Linked DNA regions of Homo sapiens: region 2 is linked to region 1. Evidence: chromatin loops called from intact Hi-C (ENCODE). Cell type or tissue: body of pancreas. All regions are shown on one strand.

Region 1 (8,000 bases):
AAACATGAAATTTAGCAAGCACATCAAAATAAACTATAGGGTATGCATTTAACACCCATAATACTTCAGACTTACATAAAATATTAATGTCAGTATTAATGCATTTGATAGATCTTTTCTTTCTTAATGAGCCACCCCAACTTTTACAAATTAAAATCTCTTAAATCTTTTACCTTAAGCAAAAAAGCTATGAATTTTTGTCAAAAGAATAGTATATTTAAAAGACTCAAGGTTCCATTTGAACTTTGGATTTTCTATACTTTTCACCTTTTTGTCTTCAATGGAGAAGACGGATTCCCGTCCCAAGAAGTTAAGCCACGGAAGCCCTGGATGTCCCCCACCCACAGATTGCCCTGCCCATGGCACTGGCACCTTATCTGCCGACTCCTGGTCTTGCTCCTGCTGGATGATTTTCATGTATTTCTCTAAAGGATTTTCACTGTGAGCAGATTTGTCTTTTATTTCTTGATTACTCATTTCTAATTCATTTTCCATTTCTAATTCCTTTTTTATTTTAATCTTCAGTGATTCTTCAATCATCTTCTATAAAACAGGCACCAAAACAGAAAATACACAAATACATTTGTAAAACTTTTAAGTGTTTTAAAAATGCACTAATATTAATCCCGATCCTTCAAGTACAGCCTGTATGCCAGAGGACTAATTTTTAAAATTGAAGTCATTGCTATCATCAAAGGAAGACAAATATGTCATCTCAATGAAGGAAGGTATTAATTGGCAAGTGTCCTGTGCTTTGGACTTGAATTAACCAAGAGTCCAAGGAACATTCATATGTTAGAGTAATTCAAGCAAGACTTAGCAGGTGTGTTAAGTGGACAGAGTAATCCATCTGCTAGGACTAGAATTGGGACACAGAAGGCAAGAAGAGAAATAGAGGAAGGAGGGAGGGAGTGTGTGCCCCTGGAAGCAACTGTGAACTGGCAGCCACTCCTCCCTTGGGTTCTAGTCCCAGCTAGCTGGCACTGACAGTCTCTTCTTTAAACCCTGTTTTCAAAGCAAAGTTCTGCAGCAAAGCACAGTCTACCTTTTTTACAGGCTTGTTTTAAGGATCAGATGAGAATGTACAAAAATTACCTTCAAAAACTATCCTTTACTACAAAACTCCTAAGCTTCACATTCTGTGCAGCCTTTCCCACTGCTTTTAAGACAAGGAGAGGACAGGGATGCCTTTTAAGGCATCTGCCGCACCTCTGACTTTGTACACCAATTGACTCCCCTCCCTGAGCTCAATGTACTTACGAAAGGTGTACAATGGAGCAACCAGTTCAGAGAATCAAGTCATACTTATTACCCTTTCCTGATACAGTTTTTCTAGTTCTCTTCGTTCCCTTTCTAAAACTTCTTGTAGGTTACTCTGCCTTCTTTCTTCTCTCTGCCTTCGTTCTTTCACTTGCTGTTCCCGTATTTTTTCTTCTTCCTTTTGTTCTTCAATTTGTTTCTGATCTACACCTAATAGGACAGAAAATAAAGAGTAGCTTCCAGTATCAGATTATTCAAATGAATGCAGGACCAGTCTGCAGGAGCCCTTGCCAAGACCCACGGAGACTCTGCTTGGCTTTTAGTTGACTCTGTGACCTGCTTCAAGTCACTATTTCATTTTCACCGACTTCAAGCTCCCGACCCCACTCCTTGAACTGTACCCTACTTCACTTGACTGAGACAAATACGTCACCCTCACCATAACCAACTCCAACTGTCCTCCTTCCATGTCACATGTTCTCATCCTCTTCACAGATCTCCTCCCTCCTTTCCAAGGCAAACCCTGCATTTCTGCCTCTGCCTTTGATTATAATCCCTCCCCTATCTTTAGGACCCAGACTGAGCCATTAATCCCTATTTCTGTACACAGTAGTTTTAGAAGTCTTACTCCCATAAAGATGCTCAAGTCTGTCCTACCCCAACAAAACAGAACAGAAATCACACCACTGCCCTCCCCCCGCCATTCCAGCCATCTCACTGTTCATTCCCCACTTCCTCCAAACTGACGGCAGCCCTTCCTGGGGTTTTAGCCATCACTTGTATATGGATCCTTTCCCTATCTTTTCCTCTACTCCTGGTCTCTCTCCCTAGCCTCGCGTCCACATTTCTGATAGTTCCTTGCCATCCGCATGTGGAAACCCCACAGCACTAGCTTCGTCCCAGGCATGATCATCCCGGTCCTTCGATCATGCTCTTTCTACCCTCTATCCACTCAGCCACCAGTGTTTGCAGGTTCACACTCCCTGTCCTGTGGCTGCAACAGGGGCCCTTCTCACCATCTCCCTGGACTACTGAAACAGCCCAGTCAAGGCTCTTCCTGAAGCCAGTCTCTGCCTTCCAACAACCTGTGGTCATCTGCACCAGGCATTTCCTGAGGGGAAGATGTGGATCTGCTGTGCAGCATCTCCGCTCTGATAAGAGTCCTACGCCATGGTAGTCTGGGCTCTGACAACCTGCCCTTTTCTTCCCAGATTGATTTCCTACATCACCACCAACTTTGTACGAGAAATATTTCATCTGTACCAACCCACTCACTGGGGCCTGGCCGTGGCTCTATCTTCCTTGCTTGACATTCACCTTCACTGTCTCCTCAGCCTGTAGCACTCCCTTGCTCTCACAAAGTCTGAAATGCTATTCAAGACCCAACTGAAATGCCACCTCCTCCTTATTCCTGAAGTGACAACTAACCACTCCAGCATCTCACTTGCAGGATATCTTGTACCTGATCTGTCAAAAACTACATGTACTTGTTTCTTCCACTTCTATTCCTTCCAGGCAAGGTCCATACTTTAATTACTTGTCTGTTCCCTCTGCATCTTGGCACAGGTCCCTATATCTCAAAAGTTTTAATTAGACCCCAATCCCAGAGACAATTATGCTGACCTTTCTCTTCTGGCTCTGACCCATAACCTACATTTTTTTTTTCAACCCAAGCAATGCTAATAAGTAGAAAAATTCATAGGTTCAGCAGAGGACTTTGAACCTTTTTGCTGTGCCTTGTTCTAAAGTGATCAGCAGGAACTGAGTTTTACTAATAGGAGAGAAGCAACACAGTTTCTTCTCTCTCTCCCCCATCTCTTCTGAATCCTTCTCATGAAATTAAAATACCAGAGGAGACAGCTGATCATTTCCACAGGCAGAAATGCAACTTCCTCCTTGCTAGAGAAGAAAAAATAGTTACTCCTAAACAAGATTGCTTTCTTATATGGAATAGTAATCTCAAAATAGGAATGTTGTTTAAGCACCAATTACAAAATAAAGAGGAAGAGTGAGCTGCTTCTCTACTCTGGTGTATATTTTGTAGCTGCAGGGTGGTATACAGAAATCTCTTGGACACAAGGGGAAAGGAAGGAAGCATGTCCACGGGGCACCTCCGAGACACCAAATTTCAACCTTTTTGAATTCCCTTTGTGCCCAGATGAAGAGATGAAATGACAAATATAACAATTTCTCAATAACTAAAATGTCACTCGCCATGCTGCTTAATAATTTTTAAAGCAAATATTATAATCTATGTTCCATCTCAGCAGCAGAACACCTAGTTACTCAGTTGATTTCCCTTATCCTATCACATTATTTGTATTCCCTCGCTCAGGTCTGTGCCAAATGAGTGCCTGTAGACACTCCCTCTTGTGGCCACGGCCCCTACTCAGCTGCTGCAGCCCCTCCCTGCTGCGGTCCTGGGTGATGGCCTGCTGACCATCTGCCTCCCCTGCTAGAAATCCAGGAAGGCGAGGGCTTGAGCTATATGCTCAGCGCTGAGCAAAGTGCCCAGCAGAGACAAGGCTCTAGATCATGTCTCACTGAATGCTTTCCAAAGCAGATTTACTCTGGAATCAGCAACATCAACCCTCTCAAAATCTCTTGCCTCTTTCAGTTATTTTATATGTTCCTGGGTACCATGACTAAAACCAAGAAACTGCTAACAGGGGTTTTGGGTATGATGTTTTTCCAACGTTTGGGAGGGACTAAGAGGTGGCTTTACTTGAGAAAATTCCTTTCAGATTTGAGGATTAAACACTTGGTCCAAGAAGAAAAGGACCTGGCTGTTGGCTGAGCCCTGGAACAAAGCACAAAGCTCCCACGGCTCTCTTCCCGTCTCCCTCCACCCGCAGGGAGGGAAGTGGGTAATCTGGAGGAGAAGAGGAAAAAGAGGAAGTGGGCCAGAGAAGAGAAGTCTGATGGCCAGTTTTCCTCCAGTGCTACGCTAACTCGGTGTCACAGCTTTTCCAAAGATTGAAATACGAAGTTTTTCTGTCCTAATTTCTTAAGACACAAAGGAAACAAGTAGATAGAAAAATAAATAATATTTAAATGTTACAATCATATTAAAGATATATGCTGGGAGTTAATTATTATTTCAATTTTTCACTGTGATTTCCCAAACTTTAAGGTTCCCAAGGAACAGTTTTTGCAGAAGAGTCTTGGGGAAAAGTCCAACTACTATGCCAGGCACTGAAGAGTAAATGAAAACACTTTTTAAGCAACTGGCCTGGGAAGCCTAAATGAGAAGCCTTTCCTTCCAACGTGTCCTTTCTCAGCACTGTCTTTACATGTTCACATGGGAATTACTTCAGAAATGTCATTAACAATATAATGACACCTATAACCCCCAACCCAAGATTTTGACTAATTTACACCTACAAGATGACTTCAGTGATACATGAAATAATTCACAGAGCACACGGACTGGTATTTAGTATGCGACCCTGCTGACTGTTAGTTCAAAAAAAGAACTTACTTGGGTGCTGATATGAGAGGGGCACAGCAGCTGCAGCAGCGTCCACATGAGACATATCCCCGGCAGGAGAAAGCCCGCCCATTTCCAACTGCCTTGGCATGTTCCCTGCAGCTGCATGAGGCACAATTGTCCCATGAGTCCTTAATAATAACACCAAGACAAAGAAGGGCAGTGCAGTGTGGGGGCAACTGACTGGAGCACGGGAACTGAAGCCAAAGTAACTGGGTGCGCCCTTTCCTAACAGGATTCTATGAAGTTCCCAACATAACCACTTGGCAACGTATTTGCTTGTCAGAGTGTTCTCGTAGTTGAAAGAATTAACTTTGTTTACAAAATGAGATTCGTTACCCAACAGGAAAATCAACCCAGTGACAGTGAAGAATTCAATTGGCTTGCTGATCATCATTTGAATTCTATTAAAATATCAATGATTTAACACAAAGACTTTAACAAATATTTACAAAATTTACCAAGCCCTCTCATTTAACTGTTCAAAATATTAACACTTTCAGATTTGAAGATGAAGTTTACAAGGCTAACCAATAGCTTATATGCAAATATAAAGATTTCTCAAGCTGGAAAGAACCTTAGAGATGATAGGCTCTACATGCTTATTTTACACTTACAAAGTGGCTACAAAGTAAGACAGTCTAAGGCAGGGCCATAGCCAGGACACCAGTTTCTGGACTCTTAATATTCTTTTATCTCTATTCTTTTACTAAAAATGAGGTTTTCTAAATCTGAGGCAATCAACTGAATCAGTATATTTAAAAAATAACATCCTTAGGCCGGGCGCAGTGGCTCATGCCTGTTATCCCAGCATTTTGGGAGGCCGATGCAGGCGGATCACTTGAGGTCAGGAGCTCAAGACCAGCCTGGCCAATATGGTGAAACCCCATCTCTACTAAAAATACAAAAAAACTAGCTGGGTGTGATGGCATGCACCTGTGGTTGGTCCCAGCTACTCGGGAGGCTGAGGCAGATGAATCACTTGGACCTGGGAGGAGGAGGGAGATTGCAGTGAGCCAAGATCGGACCACTGTACTCCAGCCTGGGCAACAGAGAGAGACTCCATCTCAAAAAAATAAAAATAAACATTCTTGTATTCCATCAAAGGAAAAAATAAATAAAAATCACTTATTTAAAATCTGATAAGTTAATAATTCATTTATAAGCTTAGCTCAAACTCTGAAATTATTAGTCATACTGAAATTTTTAAAAAGTAAACACACACATGAAAATCATCATGGTAGAAAAATGAGGTGATACATCTGTACTTGTGGTTGTATCACAAAATAATAATGACCCAATTTGTAACTGCTTTTCTTTTTAAACCAATGGATACGTTTCACCAAAACTAAGCTTTCTAGATTTTCAACATATAAAAACTGGTATTTATATTTGAACTTACATTCAAAAGATGATTCAAACTCCTCATTATCCTTAAAAGCTAGCTTGTCCACATCTGAAAATTCACTTTTGTCTTGAAGTTCAGTTTGTCTTCGATAAAGACTAGATTGGAAGGATAAAACTCGTGAAGTTTCAATAATGGAAAACCAAAGAGTACAAGGTGACAAAAAGCCTTTTGTGACTCAAGAAAAGGCTCTACAAAATTCCCTTTCTCTTTGTCTTGTAAATAGCTCCACCTCACCACCACCACTAGGCATTGTTCTCAGCAATTAATACCTGTTTAATCAGTTACTCCTTGTAACTATTTCATGCTGTGAAGTAGGTACTACAGTTGTTAATAAAGAATAATGTTGTACTCTGAATGCTATTCCTAGGAAATAACCATAAAACATTTCTGAAAAAAAATTCTGCACACTATCAGCATGAACCAGATGAAGATGCAACACCACAACCTTGAGTGAGCAAAGCGCCCTAACTCAGCATATGTGTGTGTCTTATCCTTCCTTTTGGCTTATCACAAAAAAAAAAAAAAAAAAAAAAAGCTTTAGGACTACGACAGGCCCATGTGGCAGAGAACTACATTAACATGCAGATGCCCGAGATCGAGCCTGGAGCTAAGGAGTCAGTTCCCTCTGCTGTGGGGCCCAGGTATGGGTAGGAGTCTGCTCATGACTCAAATCATAGCCTGGCTGACCCAGTGGACTAGTTTCTAAAAACATCCACTCCTTCCTGTTTCAACAATCATACACCAGAGCCTGCTACCACGTTTGAATTTATTTCAATGATATGCAGGTCAGAACCTTATCTGTTTATATTTCAATGCCAAAATATTTTAAAAATGACTTTTTAATGATGTGTAAAATTGTTCCAACTTTATAAATAACCTCCATTTGTTTGCTTTCAGATTTTGTACATTTGTTTTTTATCTTAATAAACCAAATCTATTCACAGAACTAGGAAGATGCTTATTAATACCAGATTGCATGGTCCATATATCAAGTTTAGCAAATAAGCATTATCCACTTATTTGCTAAAAGCAATCTTTTTCCCTCCAGGTAATTTAGATGATTCTCAAAGATGACATATCATTTTGCAATCTGATTGCAAATTCTATACTGCCACATGATCTATAATAATTATCTCAAAAAAAAAAAATCCCAGTAAAACAAGTGAAGGCTGACAGAGCAAGTAACATTATTCAGCTGAAGCTAATCAATCAGAACGTTATACTTACCCCACTTTCTGCTCCGGAGGGCTGGAGACAGGAGGGATGGAGAGGCTGTGCCTAGACTCAGTGGGTGATGGTAGGGGCATTCTGTCAGGACAAGGACTGGGGGAAGCAATGTGTGATCTGCCCAGACCTAAGGTGCAGAAAGAACCAAGGCAAGAATATTACCAATTGCACGGAGAAGATACCAACGTGGTTTCTAAAGAGCTCTACTAGTTTGAAAATAAACTGTTATCCTCACAAATAGCCAATTATGATGCATAAGATCCAGAAAACTAATGATTCAAGCACCTAAATTAAATTGCAGTGGCAATAATAAAATGCAGGAAACCAACAGGCAGCAAAGGCAAGGCAACTATCACTCTCTAAACAGCTCTGTGTGCCAAACACTAGACCTTGCCACTCTGGCCCGCTGACCCTCACGGCAACCCTGTGTCGTGGGCAGGGTGGCTACCCAACTCCAGAGCACCCCGCAACCCTTTGTGCGGGTGGCTTACCTTCCAGATACATTTCACTTTCGAGGCTTCTTTTTGCTTTTGGAAGGGGTGTGGAAGAGAGGCGTCTGGAGGAAGTGCCCCCGCGGAGCCTCGAGGCTGCACTGCCTGTCAGTGCTTCCACGAC
Region 2 (8,000 bases), 240 kb before region 1:
CTCTCTGACTCTAGCTCCATTAGCCCCCACTAAAAATGAGCCAAGTGTGTAGTGAGACAAATACCACTACCTGTAGTGGAGAGGGATGCATGTTCTATAAAGGGCCAGAGAGTGAATATCTTTGGCACTGCAAGCCACACGGTCAGTGTTGTGACTACTCAACCCTCCCTTTGTAGTGTGAAAGCAGCTGTAGACAGTAAGTAAACAAATGGGTGTGGCTGTGTTCTAATAAAACTTTATTTATAAAAACAGGCGGCCGGGCGCAATGGTTCATGCCTGTAATCCCAGCACTTTGGGAGGCCGAGGTGGGCAGATCACGAGGTCAGGAGATGGAGACCATCCTGGCCAACATGATGAAACCCGTCGCTACTAAAATACAAAAAATGAGCCGGGCATGGTGGTGTGTGCCTGTAATCCCAGCTACGTGGGAGACTGAGGCAGGGGAATTGCTTGAACCCAGGAGGCAGAGGTTGCAGTGAGCTGAGATCGCGCCACTGCACTCCAACCTAGAGAAAGAGCAAGACTCCGTCTCAAAACAAAAACAAAAACAGACTGCAGGCCAGATTTGGTCTACAGATGGTAGTTTGCCAACTGCACCTCTCATGGAATGAAAATCACCTGCCTGACATTTTTATTCTTGTTATCTCATTATGTCTACAGAGCTTAGATGTCATACAGAATTGAGAGCAAAGAACAATAATTCCGGCCCGGCGCGGTGGCTCATGCCTGTAATCCCAGCACTTTGGGAGGCTGAGGTGGGCAGATCACGAGATCAGGAGATCGAGACCATCCTGGCTAACACGGTGAAACCCCATCTCTACTAAAAATACAAAAAATTAGCCGGGCGTGGTGGCGGGCACCTGTAGTCCCAGCTACTTGGGAGGCTGAGGCAGGAGAATGGCGTGAACCCAGGAGGCGGAGCTTGCAGTGAGCCGAGCTCCAGCCTGGGCAACAGAGTGAGACTCCATCTCAAAAGAAAAAAAAAAAAGAACAATAATTCCCAAACCTGGTCACTGCTGCAGTCACCTCTGTTGCAGAAAACGCACAGTTGATTTCTTACTATATACAGCAAATATTGATTTGATAAAGGAATACATTTCTGAAAATGAAATCTAAAAGCTGATGGAGCAGGTCATTTATAAAAGCCAGCTGCCTTTTAAATAAGTTATTACAGTACATTGCCAGGGTGAGCCCATGTTGACCTGAGAAGATTAGCACATCCATCAAAGGCTGGTGAAAAGATTTAGTATTGACATGTTTCTCTCTAAGAACAGTTGGCTTCACATTCAGCCCCTGCCCTGAGACAAATGCATTATTTTCATCAGCCCTGGGTGCTTATTTTTCTAAGCTCTCATTTTATTACTGGAGTCACAATTTGTGTGTAGGTGTTGCCGACAAAAATGATAATTAACTTTCCCTTGAGGTGACACATAACTAAAATTTCAAATCTTTAGTATTTCTCCCTTTCATTTTAAATTCATATGCCTAACTATAAAATAACTGTGACTGAGATACAAGTACAAACCAAAGCCTGGAATTGCAGCAGGTGCTGAGGCATTTGAAAGTGAAATGTTTCTCTTCGCAAAGGACTCTTATACCCTCCCCTAAAGAAATCACCATGCCGGTCTCACCCCTACTGGCTTTGTTACCTAAGGCTTCACCTCTCAGTGCTTCTGGTTCCTTCCTTATCCTTAAAATGAGTGTTAATAATTCTCTCGTGGGGTCATTGTGCGGACCACATTGAGTAGTGCCTGTAAAACAGTGCTGGCTACACGGTAAATACTCAATAAATGTTGACACGTTTATTACCTGTCTTTAAAAATCACTGGGAAGTGCCAGTGGGAGTCTTGAGTATAAAATTTCTAAATACGGAGAAATGTTTCCCTGTCAGCTCTCCGAATGGATGCGCTGGCTTCTGGACACCTCATGCCAGCCCATCCTTCCTCCTGCTTGTCTCAGATAATTTGTGATACAAGGCACACGTGACTCGTTTGTTTGTTTATCCAACAAATATTTGAATTTCTTCCATCACAGTTAGTTAAACCATAGTCTCTTCCCTCAGGATTTTTTTTCTCCCTTTTTTTCTTCTAAATCCTACTTTTGCTTCTGTCTGTTGGTGACAGTCTGATGGCTATTCTCCCTGTGTCCCTGTGTATGTGAGAGTAGATGGGCATGCAGAGCTTATTAGATGTCTCTAGCTCAGGCCGGGAGCGGTGGCTCACACCTGTAATCCCAGCACTTTAGGAGGCCAAGGTGGGCGGATCGCCTGAAGTCAGGAGTTCGAGACCAGCCTGGCCAACATGGTGAAGCCCTGTCTTTACTAAAAATACAAAAATAAGCCAGGTGTGGTGGTGCACACCTATAGTCCCAGCTACTCGGGAGGCTGAGGCAGGAGAATTGCTTGAACCCAGGAGGCAGAGGTTGCAGTGAGCCGAGATTGCGCCATTGCACTCCAGCCTGGATGACAGAGTGAAAAAAAAAAAAAAAGTGTCCCTAGCTCTTTGGCCAGTCACAGAAGAATCTGTGGATGTCTTCACTGATAGGATCACATGGCCTTTTAACAAGGCCACCTTTGCCACCGAGGGGAACATGTGTTGGAGGCACCAATATCTGATGGAAAAAACAAACTTCTTTTTTCTCTACTCGCACTCAATACAACAGAGAGCACTTCTGACACCAGATGTCAGGGGGCTTTTCCCTACACATCAAGCAATTTCTCCAGGGGCCACCAACTGGGTGTCCTATAATTCATTTCTGACACTATCTATCTGGAGGTAGCATCAGATCCCACAAGTTAAAGGCCCAGTACCACAGGATTGCCCCCGACTTCAGATGCCAATCACAAGTAGTAGGTTGTCACGTATACTTCTGACTGAACAGCTATCAATTAGGGTTCCCACGACCTCCTCTTTGGGTTCAATTAATTTCCTAGGAAGGCTCACAGAACTCAGGCTCACACTTCTTGAGTTTACCTGCTTACTAAAGGATAGTACAAAAGATACAGATGAACAGTGAAGAGATGCATTGGGCAAGGTATGTGGAAAGGGGTGCAGAGTTTCTTTGTCTCTCTGAGCACGCAGCCCTTCAGGAACCTCCACATGTTCAGCAATCCAGAGGCTCTCCAAACCCAGTTCTTCTGGGGTTTTTATGAAGGCTTCATTACATAGTCATGATTGATTAAATCATTGGCCATTAGTGACCAACTCAACCATCAGCCCATCTCCCTTCCCTGGAGGTTAGGGGGTGGGCCTGAAAATTCCAACCTTCTAATCATGTGGTTGGTTCCCCTGGCAGCTGGCCCCATCCCGAAGCTGTCCAAGAGCCCACCAAGAGTCACCTCATTAGAACAAAAGACTCCCATCACCCAGGAAATTCCAAAGCATTTAGGAGCTCTGTGTCAGGAACCAGGGTCAAAGACCAAGTATTACAACAAAAGACTTTCCTAGTGCCTCTATCTACAAGAGTTTCAGGGGGTCTATGTCAGAGACCAAATATATATATTTTTTATTATCTCACAATATCACACAATGGGGGGCAGGCAGACCACTTACAAGCCTATTGCAGAAAAGGTGTTCAACCTCACTGGTAACCAGAGAACCACTAATTACAATAAGAGTGATATTCCATACCCTTCAGATAGGCAAATGTCTAAAAAGAATAAAAATGCTGGCCAGTCACGGTGGCTCATATCTGTAATCCCAGCACTTTGGGAGGCCAAGGCGGTTGGATTGCTTGAGGCCAGGAGTTCGAGACCAGCCTGGCCAATATGGTGAAACCCCGTCTCTACTAAAAATACAGGAAAAAAATTAGCCAGACATGGTGCCATGCACCTGTAGTCCCAGCTACTTGGGAGGCTGAAGCAGGAGAATCACTTGAACCCAGGAGGCAGAGGTTTCAGTGAGCTGAGGCCGTGTCAGCCTGGGCAACAGAGCGAGATGCTGTCTCACAAAAGAAAAAGAATAAAAATGCCAAGTGTGGCAAGGACGTAGAGAGATGAGAACTCACATTGCTATGGGAGTATAGGTTGGTCCACCCTATTGAAGGGCACGGTGGCATTTTTCTTGCAAAGTTAAAACAGGCACATATGACCCAGCAATCCTACTCTCAGGTATATGCCCAAGAGACACTCTTCCATGTGGGCACAAGGAGGTGCACAAGAGAGTGGGCACTGCCACATAATAATAGCAAACAATTGGAAACAAATTAAGTGCCCATCTACAGGATGTGGGTAAGTAAACTGTGGAGTGTTCAATGATGGCATACTACAGGAGCCCTTAAGAGAAATGAGCTAGACTACATGTATGAAAATGCTAGTGTCGAGGTGAAAAAGGAAGTTGTGTAGGTATAGCATGATAACATTTAGCCATAACTTTAAAAAATACACACCATGCACGCATATATGTACTAAAATCTAGAAACATGCATGGAAAAGATTCACACACATACACCCCAACTTCAGAATAGTGGTTAGTTCTGAGTAGGGAGAGGTTGAGACACCACTCAAAGGGGGTTTTTCTATCTGTCTAATGTTTAATTTCTTTAGAACAGAAAAGCAATGGTAATAACCCAGCTTTGATGGAGGCCCCTAAGTTTATCAAACTCTATTCTAACAAAGTAGTTTATCTTTCACTTCATTTCTAGGGTTAAATGTTACAGGAAATGTTTACTTTATCAAACACTTAAATAGAGCTTACTATAAGCCTCACCCTCTTCTAATTGCTTTACAAATACTAATTTCTTTAGCAATCTATCTATGACAAACCTATGAGGTAGCTATTACAGGTACAAAACCTGTTTTCCAAAACCCTTAGATCATGTATGTTTCAGAATGTAGGCATTTTTGTACTTTTGAAAAGTAAAACAGCATATTCTAGAACTTGGCCCAGTGGGCTAGGGTAGCCTGCCACCAAGATAGCTGGACTATAAAATGGAAGAATATTCTAAGTATGATAAATACAGACCATAAATATCCTCAGTTCCATCCAGGTCAGGTTTTGTCATCAAATCATTAAGGTCAAGTCAGGTTGTGCTGCCAAACAAATTTTAAAACAAGAAAAACCCTTCCAGTTTTCAGACCTTTGGGAATTTCAGAAATGTGTTGAAGGAATATTATTGTCATTTTGCAGATGAGGAGACTGAAGCACAGAGAAATTAACCAACATCACCACATTCACTTCAAGTGATGGATGTGAGCTTCAAACACAGATATTCTGACTCCTAACTTCCCTGCCGTTAGCTGCTCCAGCATGCTGAAATCTGGTTCTAACAACCACATTCACAGGAAGTGGAAGGTACATGTCTTCAAAGCACAGGAGCTGAGCTGAATCTGGAGCTGAGCATGAGGTTACGGTCTAGTCCCTGCTGGGCTTGAGAACGTGTGACTCTGGATAATGCATTTGCATTCTTTAACTGAATTTTATAACTGAGGCTAAGGCAGTGAGAAGAGGGGACACATTCCAGAGACACCGAAGAAATAGACATCCCATGGCTTGGTGACTTGGGCCAGGTGATGAACCAGCCTAGGATGGCTCAGGTGTGTGTCTTGGATGGAAGTTGTAGTCACTGAGGTAAAGCGAACAATGAGAAACAGGTTTGAGAGGGACAATCAATTCCATTTGGGACACAGTGAATTTGAGGAGTTCAAAAAACATCCAGTGACATCCTACCACTCACTGGCTATTTGGGTTTGGAACTCAATAGAGAGGACCTGCATTAAAAATACAGATGTTGGCCGGGCGTGGTGGCTCATGCCTGTAATCCCAGCGCTTTGGGAGGTCGAGGTGAGTGGATCACCTGAGGTCAGGAGTTCGAGACCAGCCTGGCCAACATGGTAAAACTGTCTGTACTAATAATACAAAAATTAGCTGGGCATGGTGGTGCACACCTGTAATCCCAGCTACTCCCGAAGCTGAGGCAGGAGAATGGCTTGTACCAGAGAGGCGGAGTTTGCAGTGAGCGGAGGTTGCAGTGAGCCGAGATTGCACCATTGCACTCCAGCCTGGGCGACAAGAGCGAAACTCCATCTCAAATAAATAAATAACTAAATAAAATAAAAATATAGATGTTTCAGCCCTCGGCCTTAGGAATGTGGAAAAAGGGACAGTATGTAAACTAAGAGGAATTGACCTGTGACAGTGGGGCCCTGAAGAACTCTATTTATCTATCTATCTATCTATCTATCTATCTATCTATCTATCTATCACCTATCTATCTATCTCTACCCATCTTATCTGTATATCTATCATCTATATTTGCAACCGAAATCTAATCAAGACTCTATGTCTAATTACCAGTCACAGGAAGTTCAGGGAGAAGACCAGTATATTAAAAGACACTGAAGATGTCATCAGCCAAATCCAGAATGTGAGAAATTTCATAGGATGGAAGACCCAGTTTCTTTAACAAACTTTTTTTTTTTTTTTTTTTTTTTTTTGCTGGAGTGCAGTGGTGTGATCTTGGCTCACTCACTGCAACCTTCGCCTCCTGGGTTCAAAGGTTTCTCCCACCTCAACCTCCAGAGTAGCTGGGATTAGAGGTGCCTACCACCACGCCCGGCTTTTTTGTATGTTTAGTACAGACGGGGTTTCACCATGTTGGCCAGGCTGGTCTCTAACTCCTGACCTCAGGTGATCCGCCCACCTCGGCCTCCCAAAGTGCTGGGATTACAGGCGTGAGCCACCAAGCCAGGCCACAAATGGACTTTTAAGAAGCACATGTTGGGGCCGGGCATGGTGGCTCACACCTGTAATCCCAACACTCTGGGAGGCCGAGGCGAGCAGATCACAAGGTCAAGAGATGGAGACTATCCTGGCCAACGTGGTGAAACCACAAAAAATACAAAAATTAGCGGGGTGTGGTGGTGCACACCTGTAGTCCCAGCTACTTGGGAGGCTGAGGTGAGAGGATCACTTGAACCCAGGAGGTGGAGGTTGCAGTGAGCCCAGATTGCGCCACTGCACTCTAGCCTGGCGACAGAGTGAGACTCTGTCTCAGGGGAAAAAAAGCGCATGTTGGAGAAAGAGTGATGGCGAGGGCGAGGAGGTGTTATGGGATATGGTGTGGAACTTGTATGTGTCCTAACTTGGACAAATTGATTATTAAAACACTTTTAGATCATTGAAGAAATTTGAGTATGGACCGAGTGTTAGACGATATTAAAGACTTATTAACTTTGTTAGGTATAATAATTGTTTTATGGTTATGGGTTTTTTGTTTCTTTGTTCGTTTAGTTTTTATCTGTTAAAGACACTGAACTATTTCAAGTTGAGCTGATATGATACCTGGGGTTTTCTTTAAAGTGCTCCAGTGACAGGGCATGGGAGAGGCAACAGTTGAAATCAGATCAGCAAAATGTTGAGAATTACTGAAGCCGAGTGATGGACACGTGGAGATGCAGTATGCTATTCTCTCTAGTTTTGTTTTTGTTTGAAAATTTCGTAGTAAATTTTTCAAATGAAATAGAATTTGAAGGAAAGAGCTTTACAGTACTAAATGTTACGGAGAGGTCTGATAAGCTGAAGACAGAAAAGTAGACAATCTAGAAACCATTGTCATCTGAAGGACCTTAAAGCAATTTCAGTGGATAGATGGGGAAGAAAACCAAGTTTTACATCAAAGCTAATATACTCAAAACAAAATAAAAGGACGGCGGCATGTCAAAGGGGCACAGAAGCCACTCCCAGAAGAGCTCCCAGTGGCCAAACTGGACAGCCTGAGCAACAAAATAAATAATATGGTGTTAGATTGTAACCCAAAGTATAACATAAAAATACTTGAGTCTATACTGATAAATGATTGACTAATAAATAAATATATGGAGAGAAGAGACAAATCTTCCTTACAGAATAATTCCAAATAATAGCTATAGATACTAGCCCCTCCAAGATGTGGGACTCACCCCTCCATCTCCATCTTTTTTAAATTTTTTTTTTTTCAAGATGGAGTCTTGCTCTGTCACCCAGGCTGGAGTGCAGTGGCACGATCTGGGCTCACTGCAAGGT

The links. Peaks named below come from ENCODE experiments on the same cell type or tissue, not always from the same donor. Only the 100,000 strongest peaks of a DNase experiment are listed, where the experiment ranks them.
Region 2: a loop joins it to region 1, with 2.8 times the contacts of the local background. A loop is called at or near these places in 2 of 110 quality-filtered maps.

The regions. Positions count from the first base shown.
Region 1 is chrX:13,760,597-13,768,596 of GRCh38, reverse strand. It overlaps OFD1 (OFD1 centriole and centriolar satellite protein), which reads right to left. Exons shown (of 23, transcript NM_003611.3): 16 at 7,877-8,000; 17 at 7,386-7,512; 18 at 6,153-6,253; 19 at 4,742-4,852; 20 at 1,313-1,470; 21 at 373-543. Among named protein-coding and RNA genes, the nearest start is that of OFD1, 30 kb to the right of the region's middle. RefSeq lists an enhancer at 7,348-7,847. In body of pancreas, a CTCF peak has its summit at 3,633 (motif pointing left); DNase peaks (open chromatin) are centred at 3,656 and 4,836; H3K27ac peaks cover 1,848 bases.
Region 2 is chrX:14,000,531-14,008,530 of GRCh38, reverse strand. It overlaps GEMIN8 (gem nuclear organelle associated protein 8), which reads left to right. Exons shown (of 5, transcript NM_001042479.2): 5 at 1-1,805. Among named protein-coding and RNA genes, the nearest start is that of GEMIN8, 25 kb to the left of the region's middle. In body of pancreas, no CTCF peak of the experiment used is centred here; no DNase peak of the experiment used is centred here.